Regions from separate parts of the Mus musculus genome. Here region 2 is linked to region 1. A link is a loop called in an ENCODE intact Hi-C map of the cell type or tissue named here. Cell type or tissue: left cerebral cortex. All regions are shown on one strand.

Region 1 (5,000 bases):
AGCAATCTAAATTCTCTACTCTTTGATATGAAAGCCTTCCTTGGGTCACTTCCTTTCTTCAAGGAAAAAAAAAAAAGCTAAAATGGAGTGACTGGACAGAAGTGATATATATATGAACTTTCCCCAGAGTCTGGTGTTCTTTTTCTTGCTTAGAATCAAAACCAGTGGTGTCATACCTATAGTTTCAGGGACTGGAGAAGTTGAAGGAGGAGGATGGCTTGGACTCAGAAGTTCAGCAGTCTTTTTGGGCTAGTTTGGGGAGGCCAAAAGATCAGATATGGTTGTTTCAACCTGTACTTTCAGCATTCAGGAAGTACAGGCAGGAGGATAGAGTTCAAGGTCACCTAGAGCTACACAACCCAATTACAGAAGGCCCTGTCTCACAAACTCTAAAACTAGCTGAGAATGGTAGTGGATATCTTTGACCCCCTCCTCCCCAGAGACAGGGGCAGGTGGAGGAGTGTTTAAGACCAGCCTGTTCTATTATACACAGCTCCAAGCCAGCCAGAGCTAATATAAATGAGACTAGACTCTGTCTCAAAACTAATCAACTACCCAGCATTCAGGAGGCAGAGGCAGGTGGATCTCTGTGAATTCGAGGCCAGCCTGGTCTATAGAGCTAGTTCCAGGACAGCCAAGGCTACACAAAAGCCAAAACCAAACCAAACCAAACCACCAACATAAACGCTAACCAACCAAACAAAAAAGAAGCACACATATTATTTTAAAAGTCGCCAAAAGGAACACTTAAAAACTGCTAAAGCGTCTCCACCCTACCTCTTCTGGATGTTTCCCTGTTAAGGCTCTCTTTAAACACGTCTTCTCTGCCAACAGCATTCATTACTATTGCCATTCCCTTATGTACTTCCCTTCTAGAACCTTCTGTGAAATGTACTCGGGTCTAGTTCTTCAGGAGTTTCCCTCCACAAACTCCGTTTTTCCCCCCTCTTCCCTGCCACACTTCTGCCCGCCTTTCCTCTCATCCTTTAGCCCGCATCCGTATACAACCTTCAAGATACGATTACAGCCAGAACTCCCCCTCGTAGATCCTTTGCCCTCTTCCTCACAGCTGCCCCCGGGAATGCACAAACTGCACCCTTCCCAAGAGTCCTGTTTGAAAACGTCTGGGACCCTTTGGTTCCGCCCCAGGTACTTTCCTAATCAGTAAACACCCGTCTCCACCAGCAGCTTCCTGCCTTTCATATGAGTATTCCGGGGTACCCTTTCTGTTCCTCAGGGCTGTCTCACCTTTTCTCCGAGAAAAAAGATCCGTACTTCCAAGCGCCGAGGACGGAGAAGCCCCAAGAGAGGTGCTGGATCCTCTGGCTGCACGGGCAGCGGCCGCGCAGCCGCAATTACAATCTATCTAAAATTCCCGCGCTCTCCGTCGCCAAGGAAACCGGCCGCTTGGCGCCTAGCGCTAGCCTTTCGGAACACAAGATCCAGACACGTCAGCGGAAGGGAAGGGAGGAGCGAGTTGGGGGGGGGGGGTGCTGAAACTGTTTCTGGGTTTGCGATTGGCTACCTAGTCTTTTTTTTTCCTGTATGTCGTCACTAGAAAGAGACGGAAGAGAAAGAATTTCGAGGTTTCTCTTAGGCAGCCCCTTCGCATCTACGCCTGCTTATTACGTCACAGTAGTTCTGTACAAAGGGTGGGAATCGCTCCCTGAGGCCGGAATATGAGCGCAAGGTAGTGCCCAAAGCAGTTGCAAAACGAGGTCTCATCCCTCCCTCAGCCTTCCTGCCATGGAAGTCTCCAGTTTCGGTAAATAAGAGACTTGTGTAAGAAGAACTACCAATTCCAGCATGCATTGCGGAACGAAAGGCCTTCTCCACAGCATCTCTTGGAAAGTGTAGTCTTACGGGAAAAGAGCTTCTCACACCGGAAGCAGGCACGAGTACCACAGGAACCCAGTCGGTACAGCGGAGACCTCCTCGCAGTTATGCGTCTTAGCTGCTATGAATCGCAGCGTTCTGTGTTCGTGTTTTGTGCACAGAAAATAGACTAAAAGGAGCTGTGGGTTCCAGGAAGACTACAATTCCCGTCCAGCCCCGCGATTCTCGGGTAACTAGTCCGCCAATGTCAGTGACCTGGGAAAAGCAGAGGGTGGCCAATCGGCTTGGGAAAGGGAAATCCAACCAGCTGACTTCTGCGCGCTAGTTCCGCCCCTCGGCCTGGGTGTTTGTTATTGTTATGCGGTTCAGAGAGCTTCTGTCCCTCCCTTGCCAACGCAGCACTGACCAATCGGTAGAGAGGTTATTTTGAGGGGCAGATAGAAAGAGCCAATCATCTTGTGGAAAACTCCGGGAAACATGGGACTAGGCCCGGTCTCTGTCCGCCATGTTAGATTCACCCCGCAGGGATAGCAGGCGAGCTGGCCGCGAACGGTCCTTGCACTGGCCACTGGCAAGCGCCCCCCGTGGGCGGAAAGCTGGTAAGGAAGCTACCACTGTTACCTAGAAGTAGGGGCACGCCGTTCTTAGAGTGCTCGGGGAAGTTCAAGGGGAAAATCTTGCAAAGAGGAGTGACTTTCCGTGTTCAGGGGCAGCCAGTCTTTTCAGTGACCAGATGAGGGAGTCGCTTGGGTTGTCATCGATAGTGGGGGGTGGATACTGCCTGAGGGAGACAGTTCATGGCTTAGAAGGGCCAGTTTCTGCTAAGAAAAGGTCTCGATCCCCCCCAGAACATAAAGAGGGCTTCGATGGTGGTGACACTCACTGTCCTGGGGACATGGAGTTCCGGGAAACCATTACTGGAAGACTGGGATTAAGTCTGCGACAAGAAAGGACATACATCTTCCTCATTCTGTCCCTTTCCTATTTTTAAGGCTCTATTGAAGGAAGATATCTTGAGCTAGGACCTTCCAAATTAGAAAGGCATCGTTTTTCCCGTTATGTCAAACACCCACCTTTCAGATGACACATTTTAAAACTCAGGTTGCTTGTGCCAGCTTCTGGTATAGAAAATGAAGTTCAGATTCCCAAATTGGCTTTATTAAAATTATTTGTCGGGGTTGAAAAATAATCACGTGAGGAAAAGCTGACTTAGCCACATGAACGTGAGTCAATAGGTATGAGTTTACAGTGCCATTTAGGAAAGTGCAGGCTTAGGCCCAGCTACCTGACTGCTGGAGGTAAACCTTCAGGTATAGATGTGGTTAACTGTACTTTTGATATTTTCACAAGTTCAAGATGATTGCTCTGGCTGAAAGAATTTTCACACGTAAGCCCTTTATGAAGACCTGTATATTGGCCAGCTAAACTAGAACCGCCTACTTCCTGTTTTCTCCCATGGGCAGAACAGCTGGTTGCTCCAAAGTATGGAAACTAATTCCCACTTGTGTAATTTCAGAACGGGGAAGAATAGTTTCCTTCCAGACAGAAAAGAGTGGAAGAGTATTTCTTGAAGTTGGAAAGTGTGTTTCACAATTTTTACATTTTGGTCACTTTGTTTTTCTGGTTTAAAGAAAAAACAAACAAACCAACCAACTTGAACGTGCTGGGGAGTTGCTGGGGAGTTGATGAGCCAGCGTCTGCCTAAATTTTACAGCTCCTAAGAAGGAAGAATTGCATTTCAGGTAAATGCATGCTGGTTGTCAGCAGGGTGGGTGCTAGAGATTAGCATTAGCTTGGCATCGAAGTCAATTCTAGATAAAGACAAGTGATGGGAAAAAATGAATAATTGAGTATATAAAATAGTCAGAATTAAGAATACAAGGTTCTTTTGTTTCAATTATTTATTTTGAAACCGTTGGTGTTTTTGTATGTCTGTAGGAGGGTGTTAGATTCCCCTGGAATTGGAATTACAGACAGTTGGAAGCTGCTGCACGGGTGCTGGGAATTGAACTGGGTTCTTTGGGGGGGTCGGGGGGGGGGGGAGGCTGAGCCATCTCTCCAGCCCTACAGGCTCTTAAAATGACAGTTGTATCCATAGTACAACACTCTGAAGGCAGAAGCAGGCAAATCTATAGCAATTGCCAGGCCAGCATGGGCTGCGGAGTGAGAGTATGTCTCCTTCAAAAATTAGTAAATAATAAACTAGAAGCTATCTTAGTGAAATAAAGAATTGTTTCTGTTGATAAGAATTTATACACTTTGTGGTGCTAGAAATGAACCCCACAGCTATGCACATAATTGACTGGTTCGGCCTTATTCCCAATCTCCTAGGCCATAATTTTATTAAATTCCTTTGGTAACACTGTTAAGGTCATCAAAATAGTATTGTTTTTATAGATTAAACAGTTGAAGCTCAGAGATAGTGTTTCTCACAGCTCTATGACTAGTCTGTGGTGGAACTGTGTCTGGAACCCTGAGTCTTCCCGCCCCATGGCCTCCCTTCCTGTGACATTGGAAAAGTCTAGGACTTAATCTTGTTTGCCTCTTGTGTGTGGAGCAGAATCTGGCCCTTTCTAGATGCAGATTTAAAAATGTGCTGAATATTTTAAGAGGTGACCTTTTTTTTTTTAATGCCAGTGAGTTTACTTGTAGCGTTAAACAACTTAAACTACCTTTTCCCCTAAAGTCACAGATCATCAGTAAGCAAAGTCCTTCATTAAAGTCAAACCGACTTTAATAATAGATAAGTGATTAAAGAATTACCAGCTTCTTAGGTGTGATAATGGTGGGTTTTACATTTTTTTTCTCATAAATATTTACGAATGAAAGGATGAATATTTTGTCAAGAGAGACATTGTCATGAGACAAGGGTGTAGCTCAGTGGTAGAGTGATTCCCTATCGTCTAGACATCTGTATTCCATTTGCAGCCCCCCACACACAACTGAAAGGAAGGAATACTGGATAACTAAATTAGCTCCCAGTTGGATATTGTGGAAGCTAGCTGATAGGTCCAAAAGGACTCAGCAAGTTCCTTTCTTTACTTTTATATACCTTTAAAATTCCCCATAAGTGATTGTAAGAGGTTCTGGTAGATTGTTGTTGTTGTTGCTGCTTTGTTTTGGTGTTGGTTTGTTTGCTTGCTTATTTTCTGGAGACTTAGTGT
Region 2 (5,000 bases), 110 kb before region 1:
GTCTGAAGACAGCTACAGTGTACTTACATATAATAATAAATAAATCTTTAAAAAAAAAATTAAAAAAAAAACTGGTAGGTAGGAGAGAGCAGGTGAAATGTATTCTAGAATTGGTAGGTGAGGGAGCCTGGTCTATTCATCACCTTGGGAAATGCTACCTCCTGCTTCAGAAAATATTTTAATTGGAGCCAGGGATGGTGACCCAAGACTGGAGTCACAGATAGAAGAGGCTGAGTCAAGAGGATTGCTGAGTTCAAGTGCAGCTTGGGGTAGACAGTTTAAAAAAAAATATAAAACCATTTTTAGCCAAGGAGTGGTGGCGCACGCCTTTAATCCCAGCACTTGTGGGGCAGAGGCAGGAGGATTTCTAAATTCAAGGCCAGCCTGGTCTACAGAATGAGTTCAAGGACAGCCAGGGCTAGACAGAGAAACCCTGTTTCAACCCCCCCCCCAAAATATTTATTGGATACAGAAATGCAAGTATAATCCAGATGTGGTTCCAGGACTCACGAGGCTGAGGCAGGAGGATCACTGAAAGCTGGATTCCAGCCTAGGCTATAATGTGACTTCCAAGCCAGCTTTAGCTACAGAGTAAGACTTTGTCTCAGAAATTAGTGCCAGCAAAGTGGCTTAGAAGTGGAGAGCACTACTGCTCTTCCAGAGAAGCCCAGTTCTCTTCCTAGTACCCACATCAAATGGTTCACCACAGCCTGTAACTCCAGCTCCAGGAGATCCAATGTCTGTGGCCTATGTGGGCATCATATTCTCACACATACCCACATATCAACATACACATAACTGAAAATAAGTCCTTTAAAATGAACTGAAAAGGGGGCTGGTGAGATGGCTCAGTGGGTAAGAGCACCCGACTGCTCTTCCGAAGGTCCAGAGTTCAAATCCCAGCAACCACATGGTGGCTCACAACCATCTGTAACAAGATCTGACTCCCTCTTCTGGTGTGTCTGAAGACAGCTACAGTGTACTTACATAAAATAATAAATAAATCTTTAAAAAAAAAAAAAATGAACTGAAAAATATTGAAGTAATAATAAATAGGGGCTGGAGAGATGATGGTACTTAGAGCAGTTTCTGCTCTTGCAGAAGATCTGCAGAGAACCCAGGCTCAATTCCCAGCACCCACACAGTGACTCACAATCATCTGTAAAACCAGTTCCAGGGCATCCAACATTTTCCTCTGACCTCCTTGGAGAATAGACACTCATCTTGGTGCATATACATACATGCAGGCAAAAAAGCAAAATACTCATACAAAAAAATAAAAATAAATCTATCGAGGCCAGCCTGGTCTACAGAGTGAGTTCCAGGACAGCCAGGGCTACACAAAGAAACCCTGTCTCAAAAAAAAAACCAAACCAAACAAAACAAAACAAAATCTAAATCTCAACATATATGTGTGTATATATATATATATATATATATATATATATATATATACAAATATATAATATATATTTTAATTTAAAAATATATTTTAAAAGCTAGGAGTACCACATGCTTATTGTAGTCAATATCTGACATCATCGGGTTGAATGTTGGAGATAAGGATACTGTCTGATCTTTTCCATTTTTCATTTTTCATCTAACTGTGCGCGAGGAGGTCATTTTGTTTCTTTTTTTTTTTTTTTTTTTTTTTTTGGTTTTTCGAGACAGGGTTTCTCTTTATAGCCCTGGCTGTCCTGGAACTCACTTTGTAGACCTGGCTGGCCTCGAACTCAGAAATCCGCCTGCCTCTGCCTCCCAAGTGCTGGGATTAAAGGCGTGCGCCACCACGCCCGGCTGTCATTTTGTTTCTTATGGATAATAATTTTAAATTATTTAAATTAAAATAAATTGTAATTTATTTACCTATGGAAGACAGAGTCTATGTAACCTACGTTGGACTAGAACTGGAACTCTTGTCTCAGCCCCTCAAACGATGGGATTACAGGTTTATGCAGCACACACACACACAAACACACCCCCGCCCACCACTGACACACACACACACACCCACACCCCCCCACACACACACCCCCGCAAAGCCCGGTCTTACAAAGCAAAACTGTGAATTTCAGACTCTGTCCTCCTCCTAGTGGCAGAGTAGGGGACTACAGCAATGAAGGGGACAGAACAGAGCTCACATTCAGGTGTCATCCTCGCTCCTCCCTCCACACGCCGGAACCGGAACGCTCTGTTCCTGTCTGCTGCTCGTGCTGCTAATAAAGCTTGGTTCAAAAACGCAGTGCCCGACCCTCCCTGACGAGCTCCTTCCGCCAACAACTTTGACCACCAACCGTGGGGCATGGCTGGGCCTGGGAGGCGGGACAGGAAGTGAAGCCACCTCTCCGTAAGGTGAAAGGTTAGCGGAAGTGCCCTCCTTTCCTTTCTGCTGGGTGCCGGCTGCCTGCTGTCGGTGAGTAAAGGCCTGGAGAGGGTCTTGCAATCCGCCGCCATCGCGGTCCCGGGGTCGGGTTGCTGGGCTCATTCGGACTCTGAGCCTCTGGCGGCTTCACGGGGAGTCGCATCCCTCGAGCAGGACCTCCGGGCCGCGTGGCGGAGTCGGCAGCGGGTGATCTAAAGTCGCGGGCCTACGACCGGGGCTCGCAGGTAGACGTCGGCTCCGGGGCCTTCCGCTTTACACACTTGTGAGCGGCTCCTTCCTTGTCTTTGTCTCTGCAGAGATGGGCAAGTTCATGAAACCCGGGAAAGTGGTGCTGGTCCTGGCCGGACGCTACTCCGGACGCAAAGCCGTCATCGTGAAGGTACCAGACCCCCGGGGCTCTTGAGACTGCTTGCATGTGCGGATTTCGGCTGCTGGATAAGATGAGCCGGATGGGAATTTAAGATCTGTCCTAACAATAGGCACTGGCGAATGCATAATGGGTAGTAATGGTGGCCACTGTGTATTGTACATATTACAGCTGTGGTGTATAGTTCTTGCAGTAACTTAATTTCCGGCACTAAGGTTTCGAGGTGTTAAGTTACTTAAGGTCAAAGTAATGGGTGCTGCAGGCAGCTGAGAGGATGTAGGATGGGAGACACTACTTACACTTAGAGAGCATCCCCTGGGTGTGTTTGAGCGTTTTGCTACTTGCCTCTTACCAGTTTTATAAACCCTTGTGGTCCTAGCCACAAGACCACTGGCCTCTCCAGCTTCCTGCTCCTGTCATTTAGCTAGAACCGGTTAGTTAGGCTGCCCGCTTTGCAGTCTGGGCTTTAACCTTAACTAGCTTCATGGGGGAAGGTGTTAGGGGTCACTTTGAGTGTTAGCCTTGATGGACTTCTAAATCTCCTTGTGACAGGAGTCAACACTGGCTAACTCAGAGTTACTGTCCTGTTGACTCTTAGCATTAAAGGAGTAATCTAGAGATGTGGAGGGTGTATTCAGTAAACATAGTTTTACTAAGATGGGGCCGAAGCAGTAACGTGACTTTTCTTTTTCCCTTTTCTCGTCTAGAACATTGACGATGGCACCTCGGACCGCCCTTACAGCCATGCCCTGGTGGCTGGAATTGACCGCTATCCCCGGAAAGTGACAGCTGCCATGGGCAAGAAGAAGATCGCCAAGCGATCCAAGATCAAGTCCTTTGTGAAAGTTTATAACTACAACCACCTCATGCCCACAAGGTGAGCCTTCCAGAAATGGAATTGCAAGTTCACATCCTCCTCTGAGGAAGAGGCAGCCTTGTGGTTGCTGTGGAACAAGAAAGGGCCATCATATTCCCTTGCTCTTTCCTCTCCCGCCCCTGGGATCGTCTTCCCTCCATCTTGAGAATGCTAAGCTTGTATAACTGTAACCCAGCAGATACAAGACCCTGGGTTTGACCACAGCGCTGTTAGGGGAGGGGAGTAGACTTGATAGAGTCTGTAGTTCATTAATCTTTCTGCATCCGTTTTTGTTTGTCTTTTAGCACAAGGCTATCCTCACATTCGGAATCCTGTGTTCTGGGTTTCAGGTGTGAGCATCCTGTCTCAGGTCCCTTTCGTTTTCTGTTCTCCAGCTTGCCCTTATTAAGTGCAGGTTGCTGGATTTGTCTTCTAGGGTACGCAGGACAGGGTCTGGTCTGCCTTCCCTCACCTTTGTACGAGATGGTTTTCTTTGGGCTGTGAGACAGCTTAGGGCCTGGTGTTGGTGACCGGAGTTCAATCCCTGGAACCCGAATAAGGGTGGAAGGAGAGGGCTCTGTGCAGTTTTGTTTTGAACCAGGATAGAAAGAAAGCTTAGTCATTAGGATACTTACTTTTGTGGAGCTGCTGAGTTTAATTTCCAGAACCTGATGATGTTAAAAGGTTCCAAGCTGCTATACTCCATCTCCAGATCAGACACCCTTTTCTGGTCTCCAGAGGGAACCTGTACTCGTGTGTACGGAAACACATAGTTAGGATTTGTTTTTTCCCACATAAGTTCAAGGCTAGCTTCCACCTGCCTCTGTTGAGTGCTGGGATTAAAGGGATTTGGCACCACCACCCAGTTAAATTGTTTTTCTTTGGGTGGTTTTGGTGTTTTGATGGTGGTGTTTTATGTATGTAGATGTTTTGCCTGTGTGTATGGAGGCAGCATTAAATGCTAAGAAATCCTAGGTGCTGACAGTTGACTACTGTACACCCACCCCACCCCAATCTCTGTGGTAATGCACAGTTAGGATCCTAGCATTTAACAGGCTGCAGCAGGTGGATCTTCCAGCCAGAGCAGTACGGTGACAGGTCTTTCGAACAGTCTCTTTATTACCCTTGAAGAGACTGTGAGAATTGAGGGGTCCTAAGCTACATTTCTTGGGACCCGACAGCATGTGTCGTCAAGATTTGTTGCTGGGGCTGTCTGACTCTTAGGGTCATGCAAGTTCACTCAGCTCAGGCTAGTCTGAGGTCTCAGCTCAGCCCCTGGGGTGCTACAAGTGTGTGCCATACCTGGCTAAGGAAAACCTAGCTGGAGAGACAGCCAGATATTGCATTGAAGGGAAGGTCTGGTGTGGTGAATCTTACCTCTTAAAAGGAGTTTC

The links. A loop is a pair of places that touch in the nucleus more often than their neighbours do. Peaks named below come from ENCODE experiments on the same cell type or tissue, not always from the same donor. Only the 100,000 strongest peaks of a DNase experiment are listed, where the experiment ranks them.
Region 2: a loop joins it to region 1, with 7 times the contacts of the local background. A loop is called at or near these places in 1 of 42 quality-filtered maps.

What each region holds. Positions count from the first base shown.
Region 1 is chr11:101,550,521-101,555,520 of GRCm38, forward strand. Brca1 (breast cancer 1, early onset) reads right to left here and starts at 1,435. Exons shown (of 23, transcript NM_009764.3): 1 at 1,249-1,435. It overlaps Nbr1 (NBR1, autophagy cargo receptor), which reads left to right and starts at 2,134. Exons shown (of 24, transcript NM_008676.3): 1 at 2,134-2,435; 2 at 3,468-3,578. In left cerebral cortex, CTCF peaks have their summits at 1,381 and 2,423; DNase peaks (open chromatin) are centred at 1,544, 1,779 and 2,177; H3K4me3 peaks cover 2,632 bases; H3K27ac peaks cover 1,620 bases.
Region 2 is chr11:101,440,044-101,445,043 of GRCm38, forward strand. It overlaps Rpl27 (ribosomal protein L27), which reads left to right and starts at 2,202. Exons shown (of 5, transcript NM_011289.3): 1 at 2,202-2,413; 2 at 2,680-2,762; 3 at 3,458-3,627. The coding sequence starts at 2,682. In left cerebral cortex, a CTCF peak has its summit at 2,135; a DNase peak (open chromatin) is centred at 2,248; H3K4me3 peaks cover 1,080 bases; H3K27ac peaks cover 588 bases.